Linked DNA regions of Homo sapiens: region 2 is linked to region 1. Evidence: chromatin loops called from intact Hi-C (ENCODE). Cell type or tissue: ovary. All regions are shown on one strand.

Evidence for each region. Hi-C counts contacts between places; a loop is a spot of excess contacts. Peaks named below come from ENCODE experiments on the same cell type or tissue, not always from the same donor. Only the 100,000 strongest peaks of a DNase experiment are listed, where the experiment ranks them.
Region 2: a loop joins it to region 1, with 7 times the contacts of the local background. A loop is called at or near these places in 3 of 110 quality-filtered maps.

What each region holds. Positions count from the first base shown.
Region 1 is chr5:157,776,099-157,778,598 of GRCh38, forward strand. No RefSeq gene overlaps it. Among named protein-coding and RNA genes, the nearest start is that of LSM11, 34 kb to the left of the region's middle. In ovary, no CTCF peak of the experiment used is centred here; no DNase peak of the experiment used is centred here.
Region 2 is chr5:158,086,128-158,088,627 of GRCh38, forward strand. No RefSeq gene overlaps it. Among named protein-coding and RNA genes, the nearest start is that of CLINT1, 230 kb to the left of the region's middle. In ovary, no CTCF peak of the experiment used is centred here; no DNase peak of the experiment used is centred here.

The DNA.
Region 1 (2,500 bases):
CAGCCTCCCAAAGTGCTGGGATTACAGGCATGAGCCACCATACTCAGCCCAAAGTAAACTATTCTTATTCCATTTTTGTTTCATTTGATCACTGGATCACTGGCATTGTAACAGCATTATAATCTACAAATTGTCTTTGCAAATCTCTGTGTCTGCCACTTTGAATATTATTAAGTAGGTCTTGTCTAAGAAAATGAACTACTGTAAACCTTTTTTTTTTTTTTTTTTTTGAGACAGGGAGACAGGGTCTTGTTCTATTGCCCAGGCTGGAGTGCAGTGGCGCCAGCATGGCTCACTGTAGTCTTGACCTTCCAGGACTCAAGTGATCCTCCCAGCTCAGCCTCCCGAGTAATCAGTACTGCAGGCCTATGCCACCACACCTGGCTAATTTTTTTTGTATTTTTTTGTAGACATGGAGTCTACAAAAACCAAGCTGTTGCCCAGGCTGGTCTTGAACTTCTGGGCTCGAGCAATCCTCCTGCTTCGATCCTTTTCACTTCCGATCCTCTCATTTTGGCCTTCCAAAATGCTGGGATTACAGTCGTGAGCCACTGTGCGTGGCTTTGTAAACCATTGTTTTAGAAAAATAAATTCTGAATTATAAATAGTTACTAAGAAAAATTGGGGATCACACTCCATCTTGATCTTTCCTTTTTAAAATTTAGAACTGGATCAAGGTGGTTGGGTTTTGAGATCTCCAAAGGACTGTAAAAAAAAACAGCCTTCGAGCCCTCAGATGAGAGGTTGACCCCTGGACACACATCTTCTATGCAAGAGTGGATTCGTCAGGGTCCTGTGCTCTCTCTCACTTTGCCCTCCCTTTGATGCAGCTAGGGCGTGAGAAAGCAAGTGTGCTGAGAGGAAACAGCCACAAACACAGTAGTGTGTGTGCTGGGGCTCAGCAACTCGTTTTCACAGCTGGTAGTGACCAGACCTTGTTGATTGAACATCCTATCAGTAAAATAGTTTGTGTACCACCTCCAGGTATAAAATAGATACCTCGGTTATTTGTGGTGGTTCACACCTGTAATCCCAGCACTTTGGGAGGCCAAGGTGGGCGGATCACCTGAGGTCAGGATTTTGAGACTAGCTTGGCCAACATGGATTGGCCAACAGGATTTTGAGACTAGCTTGGCCAACCCCATCTTTACTAAAAATACAAAAAGAAAAAGCCGGGCAAGGTGGTGCATGCCTGTAGTCCCAGCTACTTGGGAGGCTGAGGCAGGAGAATTGCTTGAACCTGGGAGGTGGAGGTTGCAGTGAGCCAAGATCTCACCACTGCACTCCAGCCTGGGCGACAGAGTGAGACTCTGTCTCAGAAAAAAAGTAATCAAAAAGTTAGGTGTGGGGCCAGGTGTGGTGGCTTATGCCTGTAATCCCAGCTACTCAGAAGGCCAAGGCAGGAAGATTGCTTGAGCCCAAGAGGTTGAGACCAGGCTGGGCAACATAGTGGGACTCGGTTGCTACAAAAAATAAAAAAGAAATTAGCTGGGTTTGGTGGCACATGTTGTGGTGCCAGCTACTTGGGAGGCTGGGGCAGGTGGATCACTTGAGCCCAGGAGGTTGAGGCTAGAGAGAGCTATAATGGTGCCACTGCACTCCAGCCTGGAAAAAGAAAAAAAGAGGCCAGGCGCGGTGGCTCTTGCCTGTAATCCTAGCACTTTGGGAGGCCAAGGCGGGTGGATCACAAGGTCAGGAGTTCAAGACCAGCCTGGCCAAGATGGTGAAACCCCGTCTCTACTAAAACTACAAAAATTAGCCGGGCGTGGTGGTGGGCGCTTGTAATCCCAGCTACTCGGGAGGCTGTGGCAGACAATTGCTTGAACCCGTGAGGCGGAGGTTGCAGTGAGCCGCGATCTCCCCACTGCACTCCAGCCTGGGCGACAGAGCGAGTCTCTGTCTCAAAAAAAAAAAAAAAAAAAAAAAGAAAGGAAAAGAACAGAAAAGAAAAAATTAAGTGTGTAATTATTAAATTTAAGAATATTCATCTACCAAAAATCACAAAACAAAAACCAACCAAAAAAAAACCCAAACTGCCATTCATTGGGCAACATTGCTTCAGCTACTGAAAAACCAGCACTGTATCTGCCAGGTCCTCCTGTAGTGGGTTTGTGCAGGCTGTCCTGATGACACCTGTAATCAAGCCGCAGACCGTATCCTCAACTCCATCCTGTGCTTTCCTTTTCCATTTGGAGGCAGTAAAATTGACAAGGCTTGGCACTCTGCCTGGGTTCCCGGGCTTTGATGTGGTGTAAGAGGCCAGGCCTCGCTTCCTCCACCCATCCAGTGATCTGAATCAATGAGACGTAGCCCAGGAGCCTCTTCCCATACCATAGATCTCTGTTTTTTGTTAAGAAATATGATCTCATTTGGTGTTAGTGGTGCTAAATATTTGAGAATTTACTTGCATATTCTCTGGAAATAGCCCATGTTTTTCTCCTCAGTCTATCATACAGGTTATAAAACCTCAGTTTCTTCTTCTGGTTAATGAGGCTAATAC
Region 2 (2,500 bases), 310 kb after region 1:
GTTTCAAGTCTTAACATTTAAAATTTTGACCCATTTAAAGTTAAATTTTTTTTGTATGGTATAAGCTAAGGGTCCAATTTCATTCTTTTGCATGTAGACATCCAGTTTTTCCAGCACCATTTATTGGAGAGTCTGTTTCCCAAACATTAGGAAGGGGATACGTCTGCCACAAAAGCTCTTTTAAAAAATACCCTCTTCTCTAATCATCTAATTCCTTCATTCCTTGTGGCTTCTCCTTTTCTAGAATTTTATAAAATTCCCAGAACATGACATCTTCATTCTAGCCTTTGTTCATCTATCCCTGCTGCCTTATGTCATGAAGTCTAAGGAACTAGTCTGATTTTAGCAGAATTTGTCCCAAAGAGCTGGAGAGAGGAAGAAACCTAGTGAACAAAGCTAGAAACATTTTGGGGACAAAGAGGAATAGAAAAACCTGGAAATAGTAGATGCATAGTTATACCTACAGCTCTATCTGTATCTATTTCTATACTTTCTATCATCTATATTGATCTTTATCTCTCTACTGAGGAGGACACAGCTGAGAATCAAGGAAAACAGAGCTGGAGCCCTGATGGTACCACACCCAAATCCTGCATCACTTCCGAATTTCACCTTGCCTGAGCCAGTGACATTCCTTATTGTTTAAGCCAGTTTGAGTCAGATGTGTATCACTTGCAGCTGAAAGGATTCTAACTATTCCAAGGTATAATTCCAATCAGGTCTGGCCTCTTACCTCTGTTCCCTACCTATCTTTTTCAAAGTCTTTCCCTATTTGTGCCTTCCCTGTGATTATACCCTTCCTTCTCTCTGCAATATATTTTTTTCTGGACTTTGCTTTCTTCCTATTTTTAGAAGCTGCCCTCATCTGAGAGAGAATGTGATGTGCAGCTTCAATTACATTTTTTCCACGACGGACATGCCTTTCCTCCTATCTTTCAATACACTGGCTTATCCTCACTTGTCAGATCTACAGGGAGGCTCTTTGAGCACCCAATGTGACTGTGTTCTCTGACAAGCTTTTCTATTCCATGACTTTGTCTTCTTGCCTTCACAGCACTCATCATCAACCAATGACGGTACTAATTCATTTGTTTATGCATTTATTATCCATTTCTCTGCCCATTTTCTCATACACACTAGATTCTGAGTTCAAAGAGAACTGTCTTGTTTACCCTGTCACCTGGAATATAGTAGTTGCCCAGTAAATATTTGTTGGTAAAATGAATGAATGAATGATACAAGCTTAATGTGTTAAATCTCTCAGAACTTCTTGCAGCGTTATAGGTAATAATGCCTTGACCCAAAGGAATTTCTTTTTTTCTTTTTTAAATAAATACAAGTTTTTTTTTACTGCATTTTTATTTTATTCAAGCACTTTTTCCATTAACAAATTTTTTAAAAAAATTTTGTTTTACGTTCCAGGATACATACGCAGGATGTGCAATTTTGTTACATAGGTAAACGTATACCATGGTGGTTTGCTGCACCTATCAACCCCTCACCTAGGTGTTAAGCCCAGCATGCACTAGCTATTTTTCCTCATGCTCTTCCTCCCTAACCTCCACCCCCATCAACAGGCCCCAGTGTGTGTTGTTCCCCTCCCTGTGTCCATGTGTTCTCATTGTTCAGCCCCCACTTATAAGTGAAACTTATGCAGTGTTTGGTTTTCTGTTCCTTCGTTAGTTTGCTGAGGATAATGGCTCTCAGCTCCATCCATGTTCCTGCAAAGGACGTGAACTCATTCCTTTTTATGGCTATATAGTATTCCATGGTTTATATGTACCACATTTTCTTTATCCAGTCAATCATTGATGGGCATTTGGGTTGATTCCATGTCTTTGCTATTGTGAATAGTGCTGCAATAATCATACATGTGCATGTATTTTTGGAATAGAATGATTTATGACCCCAAAGAATTTCTAATATTGAGATATTAGGCACTGGTATCAGGACCATGGGGAAGATATTTTTGGTCATGGGACCTTCTTGGTAAACCTTTCATCAAATAGGCAGGTAGTGGAAGGATCTTGTTAGCGGTATACCTAGATTGATGTTAGTGTTTGTTGTACCTACACGAACCTCAAGAAGTTAGGACACCCTGCAGCTGTAGGCGGCTATTTTATGCATTCACATTCCTTGAAGAAAGATCCACAGCTTTTATCAGATACTTTTGGACTCCATGACCTTCCAGATTTTAAGAACTCCAGCCCTCAGTTACACTTGTATCCAGGATCTTTAATTAAGTTTCCTTAGGAGTCACAACTCCCTGGATTTTCAAAGGCGTTAGAACAATGATAGCTGGTGCGGTAGGTGGATGAGTCTTCTTGTCCCCCTTTTTTGTGTTCCTGCAAGTTGTTTATTATGTACTCCTGGTATTTGCATTTTGGCTTTTTCAAAATAGAAACTTAATTTTTTTCTTCTTAAGGTCTTGCTCTGTCACTAAGGCTGGAGTCCAGTGGTACAATCACGGCTCACTGCAGCCTCAATCTCCCAGGTTCAA